2 separate regions of the Homo sapiens genome follow, and region 1 is linked to region 2. A link is a contact called in ENCODE Hi-C data. All regions are on one chromosome and are shown on one strand. The core of a region is the stretch at or near the end of the contact, and the rest is flanking DNA. Distances in the headings are between cores, read along the strand shown. Region 1 holds the start of PRPF4 (pre-mRNA splicing tri-snRNP complex factor PRPF4). Region 2 overlaps TMEM245 (transmembrane protein 245).

Evidence for each region. A loop is a pair of places that touch in the nucleus more often than their neighbours do. Pooled maps may share reads with other maps.
Region 1: a pooled map shows a loop between it and region 2 (6-fold over the local background). The contact joins the promoter of PRPF4 here to the enhancer-like site in region 2. A Hi-C loop is called at or near these places in 1 of 50 pooled maps.

Annotation. Positions count from the first base shown.
Region 1 is chr9:113,274,273-113,280,621 of GRCh38, forward strand. It overlaps PRPF4 (pre-mRNA splicing tri-snRNP complex factor PRPF4), which reads left to right and starts at 1,386. Exons shown (of 14, transcript NM_001244926.2): 1 at 1,386-1,498; 2 at 2,276-2,453; 3 at 4,673-4,859. The coding sequence starts at 1,472. It overlaps CDC26 (cell division cycle 26), which reads right to left and starts at 1,300. Exons shown (of 4, transcript NM_139286.4): 1 at 1,110-1,300. RefSeq lists enhancers at 411-1,266, 1,034-1,373.
Region 2 is chr9:109,108,260-109,114,286 of GRCh38, forward strand. TMEM245 (transmembrane protein 245) reads right to left here. Exons shown (of 18, transcript NM_032012.4): 2 at 194-311. Among named protein-coding and RNA genes, the nearest start is that of TMEM245, 8.7 kb to the right of the region's middle. Within about 2 kb of position 2,357, at least 7 of the 41 ENCODE cell types and tissues checked have a DNase peak (open chromatin) inside an H3K27ac peak, as active enhancers do.

The DNA.
Region 1 (6,349 bases), core at 136-2,635, 4.2 Mb after region 2:
AGTATGTACAGATACAAATTATTACACGTATCTAGGATGAAACTAAGGACTGTGAAGTATACAAAGGAAGAAATAGTTCCTTCTCCCATGAAGCTTAGGATACTACAGGTGATATTATCAACACAAAACACTGGCACATTACATTTCAAATTCCTTTGTACTAAATCAGGCATTATCTTCTACCAGATTCCAATGCAGACAAATGGTAGAGAAAGCCAAAGTTCCAAAGAGGGAAAGAGAGGGATAGGGATACCTAAAAGGGGGAAAAAAAAATCTATACATTTTACCTTTTCTGCAAACTGCAAAAAACTGGCCACTAGGGAGCAGTATAGATTAACAGTTAAAAGTGCTGGCTGTAGAGGTTAAAGGGCACAGGTTTTAATCCCACTACACCACCGATCCTGAACAATTCGTTTCATTTCTCACTAGACCTTAGTTCCCTCATCTGTATCCTACTCTGCTGTTGTAGGAAGTCAATAACGTAATACAGAGTAAGCTCTTGGAATATTATTTGGCATTTAATAAATGTTCAATAAATAACATCTATTATTGCTGTAATTGTTCTAGGGGGTTGCATGAGGATCTGGCCAGCTAGGGAAACGTCAATATTTTGAGGATCTCCCACCGCCCATGTGGGGATAAAAACCTTATCCTGTTCGTCTCTAATGCCCCAGCATCCAGCAGGGCAGAGAGACGTACAGAGTTACCTGACACCTTCCTATCCATCATCTTACTCTCAATCTGATACAAAGACCAGGCTGAAGACAAATCAACAAAATCAGGCCGAAGCTCCTCCGCCGGGTCTTTATTTGACTTTGGCACTAGCGGGCTCTTCTAGCTTAATCTCCCGCCGCAGCCCAAATCCACCGCCGAGCCATCAAGCTCAGAGGGGGAGCCTGGGAAGACTTCCGGACCATGGAGGAGAACAGTCCTCGTCCCCTAGCTCCAGGCCTGTACCTCGGAGCCCAGGCAAGGGTTTCTATGGTAACATGGTCCTCGGCTCCAAGAAGACGTAAACGCCCCCGTACGCCCGGGGGGCACAGCGGACCCCGGAAGCCCTTGACTCGCTCCAGAGTTCAGCCCCGAGCCGCGCGAGTCGACTCACCTACCTCTTTTCAAGCCGGCCTAGCCCCTTCCCGGAACCTCGGCTCCCCCCCAACGAAACTACTGCTAAGCCAACTGGACTACACTTCCCAGACTGCTTGGAGCCTCTCTCTCCGCAGAACCTCGTCTTCCGCGAGCTTTTCCTGGAGGTTCTAGGAGGGATGCCCCTCAATGCCACGACGCCATTTCCTACTACGACTTCCATCATGCTCCGCGCCGCTCCGGGGGCGGTGACCCCTCTTGGCCCACGTCTTGTCAGTGACGCACTTCCTGTCAGTGACGCACTTCCCCTCTGCTGGGCGCGCGGTGGACGGTCTGAAAGGGAGTGTTCGGGTTTCGCTGGGGCCTCGCGGCTCCAGAGCCCAGCATGGCTTCCTCGCGAGCCTCTTCCACGGTACAGAGCCCGGGATCCCAGCTCACTCTGGCAGGGAGCGCTAAGGGGGAAGGGGATCTCTGCGGGAAGGGGCCGTTAAGGAGCGGGAGAAGGCGGTGGAGGGCTGAGGAGGAAGGCTGCGGGACTCAGCGGTGTCCTACACAGCGGACCACCGTTTTCCTGATCCCTAAGCGCTTTCGTGGACTGTAGCTTATTTGCACCTCTCCCACTACAGCCCCAAAGGGCAAGCATCTCTTCCGACTCATCCAGTAACGGTGCTCTGAAATAGGGAAGTGTCTTGGCCAAGGTTTATGCCTTTGGCAGATCTCAGAATTTTAATGAGACCTACTAACTCCTACTACCTCACGTCTAGGAACGTTTGAAATGTATACACTTGTAATGTTGTAACTTGTTATCCTTTAGCACCGCGTTGGTTATTTCATCTATCCTTAGTATTTCCCCAGTGATAAGCAGTAATCCGGGAAGCATAAAACACGAGATTGAACACTTCCAACGGAATGAAGTAAACAGATTTCAGAGCAAACCTTTCATAGGAAAATACCCGAGAGAACCTCACTAGTTTTATTAATCCCATCAACCAAAGTGAGGGACTGAAACACCCTCACCCTACCTTCACCTCCTCAAATCAATGAAGAGCGTCTTAAGTAGTGTCCAATTTGTCCTTTCAATTACAGAGGAAACAGGACTGTGAAACTCAGGGTGAGCTTCATCCTCTGGTGAAGTCCGGTAAATTGCCAAGATTAAACCTTAGTTTAATGCAGATCTTTGATTTAGCAGGCAACCAAAACTAAAGCACCCGACGACTTAGTTGCTCCGGTCGTGAAGAAACCACACATCTATTATGGAAGTTTGGAAGAGAAGGAGAGGGAGCGTCTGGCCAAAGGAGAGTCTGGGATTTTGGGGAAAGACGGACTTAAAGCAGGGATCGAAGCTGGAAATATTAATATAACCTCTGGTAAGATGCAAATTGTGAGCCCATCTTTACCTCTTTGTGTAATGAATACCTTTCTAAACTTAAATACCACAGTTTTATAATGTCAAAAAATTACAATTTTTTTTTTTTTAAACAGAGTCTCGCTCTGTCGCCAGGCTGGAGTGCAGTGGTGCGATCTTGGCTCACTGCAACCTCCGCCTCCCGGGTTCAAGCAGTTCTCCTGCTTCAGCCTCCCGAGTAGCTGGGATTACAGGCGCACACCACCACGCCCGGCTAATTTTTGTATATTTAGTAGATATGGGGTTTCACCATGTTGGTCTGGCTGGTCTCAAACTCCTGACCTTGTGATCCGCCCGCCTCGTCCTCCTAAAGTGCTGGGATTACAGGTGTGAGCCACTGTGCCCGGCAGAATTTCAATTCTTAAACTTGCAGCTATAAGGCTGTATTTTGCCTACCCCCTTATTATCATGCAGAGAGCCTTTTTCTTACAATCTGTTATATAGTTTTTCTTCTATGAGTGAGCAGTCTTATCAAAAATTCAGTGTACATTTGGATTCAGATTGATTCCATTTGTCTTCTGGAGATCTAACATAGTTCTGGCATTGGTTTGCAGCTAGAGTGGTTCATGATATTCTCCCTTTTGAAGTTTTGTAATTATTTTTTACCCAAAGTGAAATCTTTTTGTGTGTGTGTGTGTGTGTGACAGGGTCTCACTCTCTTGCCCAGGCTGGAATGCAGTGGCGTAACCTTGGCTCACTGCAACCTCTGCCTTTTGTGTTCAAGGGATTCTCCTGCCTCAGCCTCCCGATTAGCTGAGATTACAGGTGCCCGCCACCACACCCAGCTAATTTTTGTATTTTTAGTAGAGACTGGGTTTCACCATGTTGCCCAGGCTGGTCTCCAACTCCTGACCTCAAATGATCCGCCCACCTCGGCCTCCCAAAGTGCTGGGATTACAGGCGTGAGCCACTGCACCTGACTGAGCTATCTTTTTTTATTATAAAAGTAATAGTGGCCAAGCCTGGTGGCTCACACCTGTAATCCCAGCACTTTGGGAGGCTGAGAAGCGGGAGTCTGGCTTGAGCCCAGGAATCCAAGACCAGCCTGGGCAAATAGTGATACCCCATCTCTACAAAAAGTAGAAAATTAGCTGGGCATGGTGACACGTGCCTGTATTCCCAGCTAATTGGGGTTCTGAGGTGGGGGTTCAAGGCTGCAGTGAGTCATGACTGTGCCACTGCACTCCAGCCTGAACAACAGAGCGAGACCCTGTCTCAAAAAAAAAAGTTATTTTCTTTTAAAAGATCAATGTATAAATGTGTGAAGTAGAAAATCCTGTATTTTTAAAATTAATTGATTGTATATCTTTCTGAGAATTTTAATACAGCTAAAAAGTATGTAATTTTTTCCATAAATGAAAACACAATACGTAAATTGTTGTATAACCCCCATTTTTCATTTATATACCATTGAGGATATCTTTCCATGTCAGTAATGAGAGGTCTACTATATTTTAAAAATAAAATTATGCATATTTGTCCTAAGAAATTCAGACAATGCCAAAGGGCATAAAATGAAGACTCCTCTGCAGTAGGGACATCTGTCAGGTTTCTTATTGATCCTCCCACACATTTTCTAAACACATGCACTGTAGCCTAGTGACTTTTTAAACTTTTAATACTGTTTTTAAACATAACGTCACCACTGTACCTCTCATTTTTTATCACACTTGTATTTTGGTGTGGGTTTCAAAACTATTGCTAGATTATCCAGAAATCCTTATAGTTGTGGAACTCTCATTTTCCTGGTAATTATTTGCAGTTTAGTAGTTAATGATTTGTTAAGTATCCCTATACTGGGTCTCCTTTCGAGAATAAATAGCTTTGGCTGTTGTTACAATAATGTTTCTGTTACATCTTCTGGATAGACAGCCTAGTTAACTCATTTGCAAAAGATGTTCTGTACTCTTACTTGCTGGTCTCAGCCAAAGTGTGTGTTTATATAGGCACAAAGTTAATAAATGAAACAAGAGGTGGCTTGAACCATTTTCTTGCCTTTTGAAGCTGTGTCATTTAGGTTTATGTGTTTGGCATAATTTAATAAACTGAAAAACAGTAAACTATAAAATGTGTAATAGACAGTTACTTTTCCCTCAGGGCATACACAGACTGCAATTACTAGAAATTATTTCTCTCTATTTGAAGAAGATCTGCTGATGTTGCCTGTTTTCTTTTTAATAGGAGAAGTGTTTGAAATTGAAGAGCATATCAGCGAGCGACAGGCAGAAGTATTGGCTGAGTTTGAGAGAAGGAAGCGAGCCCGGCAGATCAATGTTTCCACAGATGACTCAGAGGTCAAAGCTTGCCTTAGAGCCTTGGGGGAACCCATCACACTTTTTGGAGAGGGTCCTGCTGAAAGAAGAGAAAGGTTGCCTTTCTAAATATTTACTTTTTTTCTTTATTATAATCACAGGGTTCTACTCCAAATTTTGGTTGATCATTTAGTTGAACTTTAATAGAATGTCTCAAATCATGTTAACAATATCTTACTGTGTTTATATGAGTTAGCCCATAATCTGTCTTAGGCCAATTTTTACCGCACTATTAATGTTTCTTTTTTGTGTTTGTTCGTTTTTGTTTTGTTTTGTTTTGTTTTGTTTTGTTTTGTTTTGTGTTTTGAGACAGAGTCTTGCTCTGTCACCCAGGCTTGAGTGCAGCGTCGTGATCTCGGCTCACTGCAGCCTCCGCCTCCCGGGTTCAAGCGATTTTCCTGCCTCAGCCTCCCAAGTGGCTGGGATTACAGGCACCTGCCACCACATTTTTCTTTTTTGTATTTTTAGTTATTTTTTATATTTTTGTATTTTTAGTAGAGACAGGGTTTCACCATGTTGGCCAGGCTGGTCTTGAACTCCTAACCTCAAATGATTTACCCACCTTGGCCTCCCAAAGTGCTGGGATTACAAGCGTGAGCCTTCGTGCCTGGCCCGTTTTTCTTTATAGACTTGGAAGAGGGTGCTAACATGCTCCCTTGCCTCCCCTCCCCAGTGCGAGTTTTGAATTGGATAAACATTTGTTGTTGGGCTTTGAAAATTGAGACATCAAATGCATTCCATATCAATGACATAGAACAATGATAAATGTTTCTTGGATTTTATTGAAGAGGGGTACCATCCTCAGATAATGCCCTCTTGTTATTTGCAGGTTGCGAAGTCTTAGTTGTGGTCTAGTCACACACAATTATGAGGAGCCCCTCTGGTCTCTCTGTCCACTGTCTCATCTACCCTTCATCATCCAGCTTGTTGGAAGGGTTTTTTCTATTACTCCCTTGAGGTCCTTACCCTTATTTACTCTTCAACCTGCTGCAAACTGACCAACCCCTACCACATTAAAATTGCTCTTTGTTAAGATCACCAATCCACCTTTACTAAGAATAGCCCTAGTATACTGCCAGCCACTCCTCCTTGAAATACTCCCTCCTTGAACTACTCCCTTTCCTTCACTCTCCTAATAACAAATCCTCTTGATTTTCCTCTTCTCTCACTAGCTAATTCTTCTCACTTACCTTCTAAACCTCTTTTTCTCTGCCTGCCCTTTACAGGCTGCCTTTTTCTCTACTTGCCCTTGGTGATCAGCTCTACTCCCATGGCATCATTCACTGTGTGTTCTGATGATTCCCAAATCTCTCACTGCAGCTTAGGTATCCCACAGGTACTTCAAACTTGAGACATCTGAATTGAAATATTTCCCCACCTCTCTCCTATACTCATACAATTCTTAGTTGAAAATCTGCCTAGCCTCCTTTATAATCCATTAGCAAAATCTGGTCTGTTCTACTTGCGAGATACAACTCCAGCTATCTTCTTTGCTCTATCTTTACTGCTTTCAAATCTGCACTGTTGTGATAGCCCCAAACATGTT
Region 2 (6,027 bases), core at 1,107-3,606:
TAATTAAAGACATTTTAAAGCACATCATTTTCATTAAAATTTAATGAAAGATTAAAGCATAACATTTTCTAAAGATTAAGAATGTTAAATGCAACATATGACACTACAAAAAATTCACTTTCATTCACACAGTCAGCCTCTGCTGACCTTAGGCTAGACTTAAAAAAAAAAAAAAAAAAAAGAAGGAACCCACCTAAATGAAAAAGCAATATAATCCAGACAGGAATTGAAACTGCTCTCAAGTAGCGTTCAGTGCTTGCATTCCACTTGAATGAAACAGTCAACACATAGCCAACCACCAACGTCCAGATCTTAAATAAATGAAAGACACAGCTGTAAAATCTATACACGTGAAAATGAACATACAATTATACAAAATCTGTAAGTGTCTATACAGCAGGAATGCTCTGGACATAGCACAGAAAAGATGAAGGTTGATGGTGTCAAAGAAACGTACCTAGGTTCTCCTCGTTTGGAGAACCTAAGTTTTGAAATACTAGGCATTTGAAATCTCATGTAGTAATATTAAATAGTTGTTTAACAAAAGATACATAGTTCAAAACCCATCTTATACACAAAAATGCTTGAGATAAAATATTCAAAGCATAAACCATGGATTTAAATTAAGAATCTAATCTTATGGAATTCCTACAGTTTTCTCTGTTGATCAATGTTTAGAAAAGAAACGGAAAGAAAAGAAAAAAACAAGAAAAGGAAAGCTTTCCAAAAAGAATCAGGTTAAAAGATTCTATTTCAGCTTATAAAATATGCTTGTTACTGGGGAAATAACTCTGTAAAAGTAAGAAAGCAGCCAGCTGAAGTGTGACCCTGCTGAAATAATCTAGGCAACAAATGATTAGAACCTAATCCAGAGTTATGATGCACCAGCTGAAGAAGTGTGCCTGAAAAAAATATTATTAGAGGAACAAACAGCAGGACTTCAGAACAGAAGAATCAGCCAGGATACCCTCTTCAGTTCTTCCTACACTAAAGTTAAATGACCCTAGAGCTTAAGACGCATCAAAAGAAACCAGCGTAGCCTACACAGAAACTCATATTTTAATAGAACATTTATAAAACACAGAGGGAATACATAATCCAGAACACATCTGAGCACAAAGACCTTAATTAACATAAGACCAAGAAGCTAAAAGTCAAGTATGACATGAACCTTGCCAAAAAAAAAAGCAAATTAAGACAAAAAGAAACTTCGAGCTATATAATTCAGAGCATGAAGAAAAAAGAACTGATGGGATTACTAAAAAAGACAGAAAAAAACTATCTCCTACGTTATTTTGGTCAAATCTATCAATACAAATAATCTTCGCATCTTAAAAATGTTTATAGCTTCTAACCTCAGAATTCAACTTTCAGACTTTATCCTTACTAAATAATGATAAATTTTGAAAAAGTTTTAAATATAAAGAAGCTCATCAGAGTATGATTCAGAACAGTGAAAAAAGTGATTACCTAAAAGGTCAACAACTGGGAAATGATTACGATTCACTCAATAAAATGTTATGCAACCATTAAAATCACTTCTTAAAAACAAAGACTATATAGTTTAAAAACTCACAATATCATATTAAGTTAGAAGTAAAATACAAAAAATACTTGTGCTGTGATTACATCTACTATATGGTGGGAGGAAAAGAAAATGTACTAAGAAGTTAGTGGCTGTATTTGGGTGGTAAAATTTTGTTTTTCCTTTCACTTTTTTCTGTATTTTCCAGACTGCCTTTAATAAGCACTAATTCTTTTATAATAAAAAGGACATTAAAATATTTCTTCAAGTAACTCTATCAGATGAAATATTAAAGAGCTTTGAAGCTCAAAAATATGAGGACATGGGAAGTGAGACTACAGCTGCTTCAAAAAGTCCAGTCTTGCTGGACCAGACCAATTAACCCTGGGAATTCAAAGAATTTGAGATCTGATTGCAGAGCATAGAAAAAAATCTGAGTACAATAATAGTACACTTATATAACACTCCTATGTGCCAGGCCCTATTCTAATGCTTTATGTATACTAACTCATTTGATCCTCATAACCCCACAAAATAATATTATTATGATCCTCATTTTACACATGAAAGAAACCCAGATTTCAGAGAAGTGACTTGCCCAAGGCCACAGCCAATAAATGACAGAGGCAGGATTAGAACCCAGGAATCTGGCTCCAGAGTGCACTTTTCTAATCTTAAGGAGAAAGAAGCATGGTGCTAGAATACTAAAGATAAGCAAAAGCTGCTCAGATTTTCACAAGGGAAAATAAAAACAGTCAATTTAGACAACTACAACTTGTTGAAATTAAAAAAAAATCCACAGTAAATGGATAGTCTTCAGAGGTACGTCAGTTAGCCCCACCCTATTAAACATTACGTCAGTCACTTAGATGAAAGACTAGAGGCACAATAACAGAAAAAACTGATTTTACACAAATCAGTTATACAAAACTGAGTTGTCAATAAATATTGAGATAATCTATCATGATTCAAAAAGATATCCTGAAGCCAGAACAATGGGCTAATCCAAACAAGATTAAACTATATGAAAAGAAATGCAAAGTTCTGCTTCGAGATTCAAAACTCAACTGTACAAGTATGGAATGGAAAGAGAACATCTGAACCACTTTTCAGTTCAGTATGAGTCAGCCTATGACTAGTAGAAGCACTTATTTCTAAAAGTACAATACTCGTATCAGGGAAAGTGATTGTTTCAATTAATTTTGCGCTACCAAACCACACAACAAAATTCAGCCTGGGAAAGGAAATAGAAATCACAACATGATAATATAAATGTAGCTAGGGGAAAAAGAAAAAAAAAGTTTTGCTCAGAAAAGAGAAGGAAATATCAAGATTTTGTAGCTATCTTCAAATAATTTTTAAAATGTCATCTGGGAGAGGCATAAGACTTGATTTTCTGTGGTTCTGAGAGCAGAAATACGTGGGAATTAGGAAATAACACAGCTCAGTAAAAGGACAGGTTTTTCCAATAAACTATAGCTATCTACAAATGGAATAATCATTACTAAAAGTGTTTGAGCAAACGTTGAACAGAGATGACAAAGTAAGTACTACCCTTAGTAAGAAGCTGAACTGGAGGTCACAATTTATACAGTACCTCCAAGAAGTTTTTGTTTCTTATCTGTATGCATAAGGAATTAGTATCATTTGCAAGGAGAGAAAAAATAAGAGACTGCATACTTCAGATTTTTTAAGAGAAATTTATTGTCTAACAAGAAGCATGTATTTTCATCTATCAACCTGAAACTCACAGATTACCTCATTCCAGTTTAAAATAACCATTTTAAAATATACTCCCCAATTCTACTTTTAGGAGTGTTTTACAGAAGCACACTGTGCAGACACATATAAAAATATTCACTTGCCATTTACAATATAAAAAATTGAGAACTTAAATATCATTTTATAGTGAACTGTTTAAATAATGCTATCTCCAAAAATTGAGTAATTAGTCAGACTTTCAACAGTATGATGAACATCAATATACAGTGCTACAGTGTCAATTTATTCGTGTGTAAATTTATAATGGTGAAAATATACTCAACAAAAAATGTTTTAAAATATTATCTCTAGATGGCAGATTTCAAGGAGTAATCTGCTTCTTTATGTTTTATTACAGGTGCTCAATTTTCTACTAAGGTTATGTAGTATCTTTATAAACAGAAAAAGAAGTATTTTTAACCTTTAGGAAATTCTTTTGGCTTCTGGATTTTTTCCAGTATTTTGAAGTGTTTCCTCAGAAAAGATTCGCAGAAGTAATATTAGTTCAAGAGGTAAGGCCATTTATAAAAACACTTTAGAGTTTATATTAAGCCCATTATGATTATACAATTACCAATGGTTAAAAATGTTTATCAAAGTATTCTAATACAAATTCAGAGCTAAGAAAATCTGTTGAAAACATTTTCTAAAAGGCATGGTGGGGGAGGGGGAGAAAAAAGATTTATACTGTAGCAGTATTAAAAAGAAAAAAGTGGCCAGGGCAGTGGCTCACACCTGTAATCCTTGCACTTTGGGAGGCTGAGGCGGGCAGATCACATGAAGTCAGGAGTTCGAGACCAGCCTGGCCAATGTGGTGAAACCCCTTCTCTACTAAAAATACAAAAATTAACCAGGTATGGTAGCATGTGCCTGTAATCCCAGCTACTTGGGAGGCTGAGGCAGGAGAATCGCTTGAACCCAGGAGGTGGAGGTTACAGTGAGCCGAGATTGCACCATTGCACTCCAGCCTGGGCAGCAAGAGCAAAACTCCATCTCAAAAAAAAAAAAAAGAAAGACGTATATCTCTAAGTGCTAATAAGGAAAGATGGCCACAGTACAATGATAAATGAAAAGAGCAAGGTACAGAGCTATATGTATGTTATCTCATCTTTGTTTTAAAAAACAAAAAACAAAAACCTTCTACTTTATATGTTCACATGGACAAAGAAATGAATTTAGGAGCCTTTACATCAAGCAGTTAATAGTAACATCTGAATAGTGGGAATAGTGGTAGAGAAAAGGGATAATTCGGCCGGGCGCGGTGGCTCATGCCTGTAATCCCAGCACTTTGGGAGACCAAGATGGGCAGATCATGAGGTCAGGAGTTCAAGACTAGCCTAGCCAACATGGTGAAACCCCGTCTCTACTAAAAATACAAAAATTAGCTGGGCATGGTGGCAGATGCCTGTAGTCCCAGCCACTCGGGAGGCTGAGGCAGGAGAATTGCTTGAACCCGGGAGGCAGAGGTTGCAGTGAGCCAAGATCGAGCCACTGCACTCCAGCCTGAGTGACAGAGCAAGGCTCCATCTCAGCGGGGCCAGGGGCAGGGCGGGGGAAGGAAAGGGATAATTCACTTTTACCATACAAACTTCTGTTCTGCTTATGTTTTTTCAAATGTAACAAGCATATTTTACTTGGGTCAACATTTTGAATCACTAAATATCCTTTAAAATAACAAAAATAAGGATTTGTACATGCATGTTTCACACACAATTTCTAGTCTAGGACCTCTTAGGAGTTTTTTAATTCTTAAATCTTCACTAACACGGAAACATGAGGTTAACAAGTCAACTTTATATATGTTTAGCCTCTGAGCAAACCTATTCAAGTGTGAATTTTATTCCAGGCATTAAATCAATGAGCCACAGTTACAGATAAGAGGGCATATTTTTCCAAACTTATGTTCTCCAAAACAACATGTCCTTTTCAAAATATACATTCCATAGTCGTTTTTATAGCACCAATGTGCTAGACACTACATAAGACTGCATAAAATTTGGCAACATTTACTTAGCACTTCAAGTAAAGGGAACTAATAGGCAATCACATTTTCCTTTCATTTCACACGATTATCCACATATACTTTTCTGGTTAAAAAACATATTAAATGTAGAAAACATTAAGTAGAGACTCTGCCTTTTCAACCATCTTTGTTTCATTTATTGTCATCTGGGTATTAACTGGAAAAACAACTTGGTTGCTTCTGTTACATATTTTTGCAGAACAGTTTCCCAAGCTTTTTTTAGAGAGAATAAAACTACAGGAAGGGTGCAGTGGCTCACACCTATAATCCCAGCACTTTGGGAGGCCAAGGCAGGGGAATCACCTGAGGTTAGGAGTTTGAGACCAGTCTGGCCAACATGGTGGAACCCCGTCTCTACTAAAAACACAAAAAATTAGCCGGGCATGGTGGCAGGCTACTCGGGAGGCTGAGGCAGGAGAATCACTTGAACCCGGGAGGCAGAGGTTGCGGTGAGCCGAGAACGCGCCATTGCACTCCAGCCTGGGCAACAAGAGCGTAAATCCATCCCCAAAACAAAACAAAACAAAAACACCACAACTACAAACCTCCTCCCAAGTTATGGAGCCACAGCCCTAATCATAGCCTCAAGCAGCAACTGCTTCAGGTCCTTAAATTATCCACTTAATTCTAATGTGAAAACCATTCTCTTTGTCATATGGCAACTTAGAGTCAACATTTTTATATTCAAAGTCTTTAACTGAGAAAACTAAGCACTAGA